Linked DNA regions of Homo sapiens: region 2 is linked to region 1. The links are chromatin contacts, found by Hi-C in ENCODE. All regions are on one chromosome and are shown on one strand. The core of a region is the stretch at or near the end of the contact, and the rest is flanking DNA. Distances in the headings are between cores, read along the strand shown.

Region 1 (6,515 bases), core at 1,488-3,987:
GAGATCTCAGCCCTGGTGGCCAACAGCAGCTTCGACCTGGTGCTGCTGGGCATGGGTGCCGACGGGCACACAGCCTCCCTCTTCCCACAGTCACCCACTGGCCTGGATGGCGAGCAGCTGGTCGTGCTGACCACGAGCCCCTCCCAGCCACACCGCCGCATGAGCCTTAGCCTGCCTCTCATCAACCGCGCCAAGAAGGTGGCAGTCCTGGTCATGGGCAGGATGAAGCGTGAGATCACCACGCTGGTGAGCCGGGTGGGCCATGAGCCCAAGAAGTGGCCCATCTCGGGTGTCCTGCCGCACTCCGGCCAGCTGGTGTGGTACATGGACTACGACGCCTTCCTGGGATGAGGGCGCCTGTGCCCCTTGCCCGCTTCGCTCCTGTGCTTTCCTTCGCCCGTGTCTTCCCTCCCTTCTCGGCCCCGCCACCTGCCCAGCGTGCCCTGGCTCTCCAGAACCTTCTATCCCACAGTCAGGCCCCAGAGAGGGCAGGACAAGCCTTGTCCCGATGCCTTTGACCGGCAGCTCTGTGTATTGGTGGATAGATGCAGAAACAAGGAAGAAATGGAGTCTGCTCCTGAGAAGCTTCAAATTCAGGCCAGGAGAGAAGTCTTAAGAAAAGACCTCCAGCAGTTACACATTCATATCAACCAGCACAACACGGGATGGCGCCCAAACTCCGGCGTTCACAAGAGGAGACGTGACGTGGTGGGCTGAGGTTAATCAGGGAAGGTTTCCTGGGGGAGGTGATCCTTGAACTGGCTCCCGGGGAACATTCAGAGCATGATTGGTAGACAGAAGGGTGCAGAGGCGCCCAGGGGAGTACATTGCCCCGTGCAAAGCAGGGGCATTGGGGACTGTCTTGAGACCCTGAGGGGGTCAAGCCCCTCCTTCCCCAGCTGCCCCTCCTTCTAGAACCTCTGCACATCTAGCCTCTGGCCCTCCTCTTCACTGCCTCCACCTGCTCCCGCTTGCCATCCCTGTCTCCTCCATCCTGGCTGTGCAGTAGGAATTCCAGGCTCCTCCCTGTGTCTTTGCTGTTCTTCAGACTCCATTTATAGAGAATGAGGGCTGATAACAGGAATACAGTGGCAAAGACTAGACTGTGGAAAGGGTTCCAGAAATCTTTTTTCTTTTTTAATTAAAAAAAATATTTGCAGAGATGAGCTCTTGCTATGTTGCCCAGGCTGGTCTCAAACTCCTGGGCTCAAGCGATCCTCCCATCTCAGCCTCCCAGAGTGCTGGGATTACAGGTGTGAGCTACTGCGCCCAGCCCCAGAAATCTCAGTGCTGTTTGGAGCTCCATTTCTCATTTGATGACTTGCTCTGCGTGGGGAGGTGGGGTCTCATTCCCCCAACTTCCTCAGGGAGGACCCCTGCCCTCCGCTGCTCCTCTGTCCTGCTAGCCTTCCTCCAGGAAGCACACTGGGTGCAGATAATCAGGACATTCCAGAGATCCCCAATTTAAGAGGGTCATTTCCATCTCAGGGGACTCCCGGATGGGTGTTTCCGCTCTCAATAGCCCCTCTTGTTTTACCAGGAAAGATCCAGTTAAATCACCCACTGAGGTGACAGCTCATTAGCGGGGAGAGAGATGGAGCATCGAGTGACACTGGGCCATCCAGGCGGCTCTGCTCCCACCAGACAGGAGCTAGGCCTCACTGGCAGGGGGGCTGCCCACAGCCTTTTCAGGGGCTCGCTTGGCGGGTGACGGGGCCGCAGCCAGGCCTTCTCTCCCTGCCCCTTGGTGACCCCGTGGCTTCCTGTCTGCTGGCCTCTCCTGCTACTTATCACTTCACCACGAACTCTCTGCCTGAGACTGGGGAAGTAAGCGGGTATCTTCTCAGTGAGCATAGGTTGGGGACTGTGATCTTGAGAAGCCATGGGCCAGCAATACCTGCTTTTCTGAAGCCCCCAAGGAGGGCTCTGACATTCTTTTTAAAAACACCACAAAGCAAAATTCCCAGGACATGTGTAGTTTTGTTTGTTCAGTATCCCACAACTTAAGGCTGGGAGATGGAACTCTTGGTTAAGGTCGATTTTTCTGTCTGGCTTCTCCGCACCTTCCACTTGCTCTCTGGATCAGGCAGATATAAACTTTCTAGCGCATTTTGAGAGAGGGCTTTCTTGGGTGAGGGAGCATGGCAAAGTCGGTTTCTCTCTGGACTGTTTACACTTCAAGGCGGTGGATTTAGAGGAATCCTGGCTTTCATTTTCAATGCCAGTCTGAGACATGTTCCCAAGCCGGGGCTCTTGTTCACACCACTTACTCTGGCCACCAACAACAACCCAGGCCAGACAGAGCATCTCTTTTTTTTTTTTTTGAGACAGAGTCTCTGTCGCCCAGGCTGGAGCCCAGTGGCGAGATCTTGGCTCACTACAACCTCCACCTCCCGGGTTCAGGCAATTCTCGTGCCTAAGCCTCCCGAGTAGCTGCGACTACAGGCGCCGGCCAGCATGCCTGTCTAATTTTTGTATTTTAGTAGAGACAGGGTTTCACCATGTTGCCCAGGCTGGTCTCGAACTCCTGAGCTCAGGCAGTCTACCCACCTCAGCCTCCCAAAGTGCTGGGATTACAGGCGTGAGCCACCGCGCCCAGCCAGAACATCTGTTTTTACACCCAGAGAGCGCCCCTCGTTAGGACAGAACCACGGTGCCCAGAGCCAGGAAGCCGCCCTCCTGGCGCCCAGCATCTGAGCTTCTACACGTGATGGGCGGGCTCAGGAGAGGACAGGGAGTCGTGGTGGAAGTTCCACAGCTGGCCGCGTGGGGGGGCCCTTGCACCGCACTGCCGCCTCCTGACTGCCCCTATCCCCGCAGCCCCTGTGCCGGATTTCATTTCCCTCCTCTCTCCCAGGGTACCTGGCCCCAGCACTCTCCCATCTGTTCTTCAGGAACCGACTCCTCTCCAGTTGCAACACCAGGGAGAAAGGGGCCTCCACATGCCCAAGTACCCCTGCAGGATGAAGGGCAGGCCGGCCCTTGATGTGCCATTTCTGAATAATAGTCACTGCCGCCGAGTCTAGGATGTCCTGTTCTAACTCAGCCCTGCCTCGGATGCACCACCGATCTGTGCAGAGTGGGTGTGGGAGTGTGGGTGAGGGTCGAAATGCCAAAGGTCTACTTTCCAGAATCAAGTGCCTTCTGCAAATCATGTTGGAAAAGTCCAAACCTGGAGATGTCCCTGTGCCTCCGCCCCTACCCACCCCTTTTCCTTCAGCTGTGTTAGGAAGGAGAAGTTTTCAGAACCCTCTAGGCTGGTGGCTTTCAAACTTCAGACCATGATCTGCAGCAAGAAACGTGCCTTCCATCATAAATCAGTCCATTTGTTTACAACTGTGTTCCAAGCAGGTTTCATAAAGAAATTCTTAACCTTAGAACCTCGGATATCCTCTATGTTTTAGTTTTCATTTTTTTAAAATGCTTCTTAAAATTCACTAAATTGGGCTAGGTGTGGCTCATGCCTGTAATCCCAGCACTATGGGAGGCTGAGGTGAGAGGATCACTTGAGCCCAGAAGGTTGAAACCAGCCTGGGCAACATAGTGAGACCCCATCTCTACAAAAAGTTTTAAAACCAGGTATGGTGGTGCCCTCCTGTGGTCCCAGCTACTCGGGAGTCTGAGGTGGGAGGATCACCTGAGCCCAGGAGACTGAGGCTGCAGTAAGGTGTGATTGCACTATTGCTCTCTAGCCTGGAAAACAGAGTGAGACCCTATCTCAAAAAAAAAAAAAAAAAAAAAGGAAAGAGTGATGACAACAGCCCAGGGAGCAGCCCCGCTCAGAACCCAAGTCCCAAGTTCCAGCACTGTGTTCCCAGGCAGGCTGTTTGCCTCTTCCTGGTCTGGAAGCCCTTGGGTCCTATGGTGGCGGCAGCTCCCACAGTCCAGGTTCCCTGGTGGGGACCAATGATTCCATCCGCATGGAAGCCCACGTGTGCACTTAGGGGCCCATAAATGGCAGAAGGGCCCCTCCTTTGGGAGACCTTGTCAGTCAGCATCTCTAGGGCAACCGTGATTGCCATTTGTAGAGGGGAAGGAATCAAGGGACTTTAAGCTAGATCAAAATCTGGGGACAAATTCTCCTGCTAACTGCAAGTTAAAATAGGCCCTTCTTACTGAATTTCCCTGTTTGTTTCTCTGCAGACAATGCTTTAGCCCTACTCTTGGGCCCCCAAGTTAGCAGAGTAATCAAAGCTTCCTACCGTTTGGCCTACTATTCCAGACTAGTCCCTCGAGGGGTTCCCTTCCAAAATATGCAGGGCTCAGGCTCCCAATTCCGGGCCTGTCTGCTTTGCTTGTGTTTCTCCTGTCCCTGTTCTCCCGGAGGGCCCAGGTGGAACTCACGACAGGGAGGGAGACGCTTCCCAAAAACCTGCAGGGCTATTTCCCAGAATTTGGTTTTCAAGTACAAAACTTTTTGTCCTGTAAGATATATGCAGCCTCACAGAAGCAGCCTCTGCCTCCACTTTACCAGCTACGTTTTTATCTTAAGCACATGGGGCTCCCTTAGAACTTACTCCACTGATTTAAAAAAAAAAAACTGCCTGGCAGCATCTCAGTGTCAGAGTGAGCACGGCACAGGAAAGGCCCGTGGTGACGAGGGTGAGGTGGCCACAGTGACCGGACGACAAATGAGACTCTGCAAATGAGACTCCAGAGGGTGAAGATCTGCGGTCTCCAGACATCATAGGCCATGTGACCCACTAGGGGCCGCTTACCCCTGGCCGTCCGCTGGCTGAACTGAACGCATTCCCTCTCTCCGCAACTCTCCCGTGAGGCTGCACCCGTGTGGGTAGCACTGGAAGCGGCACTGTTTGCATTGTACATAGGAAGGAAGGAAGTTCTTCCAGCCTCACCAGCACCTGGCAGCGAGTCAGAGCCTGTGAGGGCATCCGAAGCAGTGATGCAGTGTCAACCTCCCAGCTGGTGCCACTCTGCCCTCGGGGGCTCCAAGCATTGTAACTCAGTCATGGGAGCTGCCTCTTTGGAAGTGCAGATTTATTCCTGTAATAATCCTGCCTGCTTTTACCTCTCGTCCACTGACCAGCAAGTGTGAGTCCCGGTGTCAGTCGGCACAGTCCAGTGTCCATCTGCATTTGCTCATGCAGAGGGGGTGAGTTGGGCACTCCCTGTTGTTGGTTTTCCTTTTGCAGCACACTGGGCAGTCTCCCTATAAAACAAAAACCCCACCTTCTGTGCCTTCTGCTTTAGAGCAGAGCTCCCCCTCCCATTTCCTCAGTCTTCCCTGCAAAATCTGTCCACCGGGGAAGGCAGCAGGAACCCTGGGCAGCGGGTGTTCTGGGAAGGCTAGTGACAGCAGATGTCATCCAGGAACAGCCACACACGGTTCTCCAGGCCGCCGTCAGCAGCTCAAGGTGGGGTATGAGTGAGAAGCTGAGGATCTCGCAGCTTGTTGCTGAGCAAGGTGCAACCGGGCTCATGCTGTCATCAGCACAAGACGGGATGGCAAGGGCTTTCAGACGCATTTCCAAGAGTCCAGCAAGCCAGGGGGAAGATGATCCCTTTGCCGAAGTGTACCCTCTAGCCAACTTTTGGGAGCGCTTCTGTTTGCAAAGCGCTGGGGATGTGCCTGTCTCTGTGTGACCCACGAACGGGAAGGGAGAGCACTGGAGTAATGACACTTCTGCTGCTGCTTTGATTCTCAAGGCTGATCTTTAAAACCCTCGCCTTGCTGACAGGTGCTTTAAAGGCAGTCTGCATCTTTTCTTCCCTTGGTGTGGGAGAGGTAAACACTTTGATTTGCTGAAAGCTGTATGGAGTATATTTGAACAGCTAGTAGTTAGCTTTGAAAGTGGAAGTGTGAACAGACACTACTTGTGTCGCTTTGGGTCCTTCACTTTACCCCCACAGAAGTCTAGAGGCGTCTGTTATAAAGCGTTACGGGGCGCCTGCATGCAGGAGGAAGGACCTGTATTAGCTGGAAATCATCAGGAACCCAGCTTGCCTCCATCTCTCTGAGATGTGCTGGGTACAGCCTGCCCCTCCTAGTTCTGTCCACCGGGAAGAGCCGGCTGGCGGCAGATCCCCAGGGGCAGAGCCCCTGCTGGATCCTGGGAGCTCATCTTTACCTGTGCCGGAGTGGGAACTGTGATTCCAGCCGGGCAGGTCAGAGTGGAGCAGTGCTAAGAGGCTGTTGCAGGAGAACTAGACGGGCGGGGCCTGCTGCATCTGGATCATGTTTCTGTGCTCTGCCCCGCGCTAGGGACTCAGGGTCTGGGCTTCTGCCAGGTGAGGAGCAGAGAGACTGTTCCCTTGGGTGGAGAGGTGTGGGCATGAGAGCCACCCATTGCCAAGCAGCAAGAATGTTCGTGCTTTTTTCCAGAGAGGGGAACCCCACTGGTTTTTGTGGAAACAATGGAAACTTACAGATGCCTGCCTGGGATGATGAGGCACATTCAGAACAAATGCTTTTTTTTTTTTGAGACAGAGTCTCGCTCTGACGCCCAGGCTGGAGTGCAGTGGCGCGATCTCGGCTCACTGCAAACTTTGCCTCC
Region 2 (6,255 bases), core at 3,535-6,034, 600 kb after region 1:
GCCAACCTGGGAACAGCCCTGGCCCTGGCCCCCTGCCCCCAACTGGTCCCCACTCCTATCTCCCCTGAGCCCTGCTCCCTATCTCTGCCTACTGCCCTACCAGACACCTCACTAGTCCCCTGGCTCACCTGCCCTGGAAACCAGGGCCAGGACACTGGCAAAGGCGCAGCTTTCTAAACCAGGACAGGGTATCCAGCAGGCCCTCCCATCCTATGCCCAATGCCAGCTTTGCCCCTTTAGTGGAGTCCAGTCAATTGACTGGGGAGAAAAAATGACAAATATGCAGGAGCTTAGAAAAGGGAAGCTGGCCCCTAGCCGGGGGCGGGAGAGAGACAATGGGAGCTCAGGATGAACTCCCACCAGCATGCTGGAACCAGCTCTGCTCCCGCCAACACTCACCCTAGGCCTGGCCTGGCTTACTCAGGCTTTTGGAGAAAGCCTCCTGGGGGCCTCTGACAACTCCCAAAGTCTGCTGAGAATCCCTCTTGCTATTTGAGACTCTTAAGCTGAAGTCTTTCAAAGGTCCTTTCCTGAATATACTGGGCAGCTCGATGCATTTCCTGAACTGCCAGGGCAGGCTGCTATTGGCCCTGCAGGATTATAGCTGGGTCAGCAATAGTGGATGAAAGAGAGGAGCATGGAGATTCTAAAGCCCCAAGGCCAATCCACAGAGCAAGGGCATTTCACAGACCTGGCTGGGGAAATCCTGGCGGAGCCTAGTGCTGCACTAGCTCCTAATTTGCAAACTTGGAAACAGGCTGGTCCCAGGCCACATGGGTGAAATGTAGCAGACAAAGGCCTGTGACCCTGATCTGTAGACCCTGTTCCCACCTCCAGGGTGCCTCCCTGGACTATCCAACATGGTGGGGTCTGCTTTCACAGCAAAGAGGAGGGCTTGGTCCTGGCTTCATTTCACCAAAGCATCTGGGTGTGGGAGGGACAAGCTGACCTCTTACCCCAGGGAACTTCTCCAGATCCAGGATCCTGCAAAGTCCAACTCAGCACAGGTGCTCAGAGGTGGCCAGGGAGAAAGAAAACAGACCTGAGCACAAGTCCTTCCTCCAAAATTGATGAGGGTACAAAAAAGCCTGGCTAAACTCCCAAAGGCCGCAGGCCCTGCAGGCTCCACAGACCAGGCAGGGCACAGCCCTGTACAATGTCACTGGAGAAAAAGGGGAACTTCAGTCACAGATGGACACTCCCGCATCACCCAATTCAGAACCAGGATTCTAGGCCGGGTGTGGTGGCTCATGCCTGTAATCCCAGCAATTTAAGATGCTGAGGCGGGTGGATCACCTGAGGTCAGGAGTTCAAGACCAGCCTGGCCAACATGGTGAAACCCCGTCTCTACTAAAAAAAAAAAAAAAAAAAAAAAAAACAAAACTTAGCTGGGCGTAGTGGCATATGCCTGTAGTCCCAGCTACTTGGGAAGCTGAGGCAGGAGAGTCGCTTGAACCTGGGAGGCGGAGGTTGCAGTGAGCCGAGATCACACCACTGCATTCTGCATTCTGGCATGGGCAACAGAGCAAGACTTCATCTCTCAAAAAAAAAAAAAAAAAGAAAAAAGAATCAGGATTCTTCCAGGCCCAGCTCCCCACAACCATGTGCCCTGGGGACAGGGAGCTTCTGCCACATCATCCTGCAAGACCACTGAAATCCTCACCACCCCTCTTCCTTGCTGGCCAGAACTTCCCAGGACGGTGTCAGACATTCTGGGGTCAGGTACCTGGAGGCCTCCTGAACTCCTCAGGAGCCTTACTCCTCCTAAAGAGGGTAAAAAAGTGGGGCGTGAAAATTCAGAAATGTGACCTGAAATCTTCAGGGTCTGCAAATTCTCATGGCTGATGCGGGGAGCTCCCTTTGTGAGTCACCATCAGCAGAGGGAGCTAACTTTGGCTAAGTGCTTCACAACTGTCCAGGGAATGCCACCTGGCAAGCCCAGGGCCCATCCTTGACACACATGGCAGACCAGGCTGGAGAGGGAATGCGACCACATGCTCCCAAGTGTCCAGGACAACGCCCACTCTGTGTCTCATCCTCTTCTCTGACCATATGGTTTTTGGTTGTGGTACCTTTTCCTCCTCCCACGAGCTCATTAATCTTGCTATTAATACCAACTAGCATCTGCTACCTGGCTATCCAAAACTGCAGTGGCTGAACTACCAGCTCTAGGGAAAGGCTACCTGGAAAAGCAGGACCCAGACGCTCCTCCAAAGGGAAGCATTTCTGAAGGGGACAAAACTCAGGTACCACCCTGGACTGGGCCTCCTCCCACACAAACCAAGACCTGCTGGTGGCATGTGCTATTTTCAGCAGCTCGGGACTATGAGCTGGGTGTTCTATACATCTCAGCTCTGATGCTCCAGAGTCCCCAGGGGATGGCTTTTACCCAGAGACAGCATACACTTGGGTTGCTATGGGGATGGCGGCCGGCGACCAGTGATCCACCAGGGTCTTAGCAGCCAAAGCAGCACCAGGCTCAGGGGCGCCTCCTGGGCTCCAGGCTGACAACCACCACAGGCACAAGAGGCTGCTGGGCGGTGGCACTGCAGCAGCCAGTGCTGTGTGGACGTGCATCGAGCTGCCAAGCTGCTGAGCCAGCTCCCAGTAGAGACATCAGGCCTCCTGGAACAGCCAAAAAGAGCTCAGGAGGCAGCTAAAGGCCCTCCTAGGCTTGGGGTCCCTTGTGGTACCCCAGTACCAAGACCCTGGAGCTGATACCCAGCCTGGGTCTGACTCTGACTAGCTGTGTATCCCAGGGGGAAGTCCCTGCACATCTAGCCTCAGTTTACTCATCTGTACAACGTGATGAATCTATCCCCAATCTAACTAGCCACAGGATAACATCCACAGCATAAAGCATCATAAACGACATCCCACAGGGTCGCACCTTGGGGCTCCGTTATCCCTGCTCTGTTCTAATCCCAGATGTGCTCCCCCAAATCCATCTTGCCCTGTTCCCACCCTCCCATCCCTGCTGAGCGTGACACACACATGACCTTTGTGATATGTCTTCCCAGGTAAGGTGTTCATTCCCTGTATTCAAATTCCTTGGTTCCCCAAAATATAAGCTCTCATAGACCAGGGAGCTTTGATTGCCAAGAAGGGACAGAGAAGACCAGGTCTTCACCTAAAACCCTGACATATTCTCTCTCTTTTTTTCTTTTTCTTTTATATACACACCTTCAATAGAGATGGGGTCTCACTATGTTGCCCAGGCTGCTCTCAAACTCCTGGACTCAAGTGATCTCCTGCCTCAGCCTCCCAAAGTGTTGGGATTACAGGCATGCACCACCGTGCCTGCCCCATCCTGGCATATTCTCAAATTTTAGTGGGCATCAGAATTGAATCACCTTGGGAGCTTGCTTAAAATGCAAATTCCCAGGCTCATCTGGCAGGCATTCTGGGGCTATGGCAGGGCCCAGGAGTCTGCATTTTAACAAGCACCCTCAGTGATTGAGGTGTGCAAATGTGTAGAGCATGCTCAGAGAGCTCAGTGCTACAGACTGTCCCCTGACCTCCACCCGACCCCAAGCTGTCATGCCTTCTTGCCCAGCATTCTGGAGGAGAATCCTGTAGCATCCTTCCCACCGGTTTCTCTACACGCACATCCGCATGCATTCTCCAAGGCCCCGTGCAAACAGCACCTCTTCTCTGTGGCTTCCTAGGTGGTCTCCCCTCCCTCAGCCCAAAGCTCTTTACGCATTAGTTCACACGCCAGTCTGCTCTGCTGGTCCAGGAGCTCACGGGCAGTGCTGAGGGGTGGCACCGTGCCTAGCACACAGCAACTGTGGGCTGATGTGAGTGGAACCGTCCAGCCATTGGATGGAGCAGCCCTCAATGCCCCTCTCTGACAGGGCCTGCCTCTTACCAGGGCTTGAGGGGGGAAGTGTAGAGTCCCACAAGGACTTCTCTGAGGCCATTCGGGCATCTGTTCTCAGTTCTAAACAACAGAACCCATGACGCGGGGTGATGGGGTCAAAGCGACCCTCCCTGGAGCCGCAGCCAGGTGCTGAGTAAGCAGCTGGGGTCAAAGCGACCCTCCCTGGAGCCGCAGCCAGGTGCTGAGTAAGCAGCTGGCCCTGCACTTCAGCACATTCCTCGCTTTTCTTGGGATTGTTTTTCCCCCTTTTTCAGTGACACAACTTATACACCAAATCCTCCTGGCTGATTTCTGTTCAATTCAATATATAGGTGATTTTTGGTTTAATTTTGTTATTAGGTTACAGGTAATTCTCATATAAGTGTTGATTAAAGTTAACAAAGATTAGCTTCCCATCTCATAGACTAGAATTCTCCCTGGGCCTGACTATAATTTCAGTGCAGAGTCTGTTACCGCCTGGAGCCTCTGAGAGAAGCCTCCAAGCCACATGCGGGGAGAGAGGGGACCCAGAAACCCCAGCAGATCATCCGTGTGGCACCGGGCCAGTGCAAAGGAGGGGCCCAGCCGGCTGCCCCCAAGGAGGAGCTGCTCCAGCAGCCTGGCCCTGGAAGGCGCAGTCCAGGCATCCATCCAGCAGACACCTACACTGCACCAGAGGCGGGATGGGGGACTCATGTGTGATGGTGAACACGGCACAGACCCTGGTCCCGAGGGGCTGCCAACATAAGGTGGTAAGACTGGCATGGAGCTCCAGGGCACATGCTGACTTGGAAGGGGTCAGCGAGGGCTTCATGAAGGAAGTGAAAGAACAGAGGCTGGAAGGCTGTTATGGGGGATTCCAGGAAGAACTTTCCACACTGAGCTGTAACATGGAGATCATGCCACCACCCCTAATAGGGCAGGGCCGCTGAGGGGGTCAAGGGGGTTGGTGAGCAGAGAGCTGCCTCCCTCATGCCATGCTACGAAAGGAGAGGCCGTTTCCTTACAGCCTGGTTTCTGCTGATCTACCCATGACCACAGATATTTTAACAAGGTTCCCAGTGTAACCCTCAAGCCAACTGACCTAGTTTAGGCTCTCTGGCAGCAGATCCTGAACCAGCAGCCTCAGCTTCCAAAGGGGAAAGCCTGGCTGGCCGCAGCTGGGGGAACCTTCCCTGGAAAGTGTCTTGGAGAAAGAGTGTGATCAGGTGGAGGCAGGAACAGGCCTGGGAGCCCCGGTGCCAGCACACAGCTCCCAGAGACAAGAAGGGTGGCAGCAGACCAGGGCATGGCCCCAGGAGGCCCCCAGGCAGAGAAAAAACAAGGAGCTTCCTTGACAAAATGAGCCAAGTCTAGGTCTAGGCGGGGTCCCTCTCAGCAACACCTTGACAAGGGCCTTTTCTTTTTTTAGGCCGAGTCTCGCTCTGTCGCCCAGGCTGGAGTGCAGTGGCGCGATCTCGGCTCACTGCAAGCTCCGCCTCCCGGGTTCACGCCATTCTCCTGCCTCAGCCTCCTGAGTAGCCAGGACTACAGGCGCCCGCCACCACGCCCGGCTAATTTTTTGTATTTTTAGTAGAGACGGAGTTTCACCATGTTAGCCAGGATGGTCTCAATCTCCTGACCTCGTGATCCGCCCACCTTGGCCTCCGAAAGTGCTGAGATTACAGGTGTGAGCCACCGTGCCTGGCCGGACAAGGGCCTATTCTGAGGCACTGTGGGAGGATGACAGTTCTGCGGGTGACTGGCCATGGGTGGCCTTTGCAAAGCACCATCAGAGGCCTGGAACTGTACTTGCTGGGCACCACCCCAGTGCAGTGCTGAGGCAAGAAGAGACCCGGAGCTCTCAGAGAACCAGCACATTGGAAGGCACCTATAGGTGGAGGGCCCAGGGTAAAAATGCAGCAGAAAGTGTTCCCCATTTGTTCTGCCCCTTTCTGAAATACCTAACAGCCCAAGTCATCCCTGTTCCTCAAGTAAACACTGTCCTGCTTAAAAAAGCATGTGGCTGGGCTGGGCGCAGTGGCTCATGCCTATAATCCCAGCACCTTGGGAGGCCAAGGTGGGCAGATCACGTGAGGTCAGGAGTTTGAGACAAATCTGGCCAACATGGTGAAACCCCATCCCTACTAAATATACAAAAATTAGCTGGGCATGGTGACATGCACCTGTAATCCCAGCTACCTGGGAGGCTAAGGCAAGAGAATTGCTTGAACCTGTGAGGTGGAGGTTGCAGTGAGCCAAGATAGCACCACTGCACTCCAGCCTGGGCAACAGAGTGAGACTCTGTCTCAAAAAAAAAAAAAAAAGTTTTATTGGAAATTATTTAAGAACACAGTGAAATTATCATGCGTAAAAAATGGATGTTAAAAATGGGTATTAAGGCCGGGCGCGGT

Evidence for each region. A loop is a pair of places that touch in the nucleus more often than their neighbours do. Pooled maps may share reads with other maps.
Region 2: a map of chondrocyte shows a loop between it and region 1 (3-fold over the local background). The contact joins two enhancer-like sites. A Hi-C loop is called at or near these places in 1 of 168 maps with a recorded cell type or tissue (chondrocyte), 1 of 37 single-sample maps with no recorded cell type and 1 of 50 pooled maps.

What each region holds. Positions count from the first base shown.
Region 1 is chr1:9,264,519-9,271,033 of GRCh38, forward strand. It overlaps H6PD (hexose-6-phosphate dehydrogenase/glucose 1-dehydrogenase), which reads left to right. Exons shown (of 5, transcript NM_004285.4): 5 at 1-6,515. The coding sequence ends at 351. Among named protein-coding and RNA genes, the nearest start is that of SPSB1, 25 kb to the right of the region's middle. Within about 2 kb of position 2,738, at least 4 of the 41 ENCODE cell types and tissues checked have a DNase peak (open chromatin) inside an H3K27ac peak, as active enhancers do.
Region 2 is chr1:9,859,077-9,865,331 of GRCh38, forward strand. All of the region lies in intron 5 of CTNNBIP1 (catenin beta interacting protein 1), which reads right to left. Among named protein-coding and RNA genes, the nearest start is that of CTNNBIP1-AS1, 14 kb to the left of the region's middle. RefSeq lists an enhancer at 567-1,461. Within about 2 kb of position 4,785, at least 3 of the 41 ENCODE cell types and tissues checked have a DNase peak (open chromatin) inside an H3K27ac peak, as active enhancers do.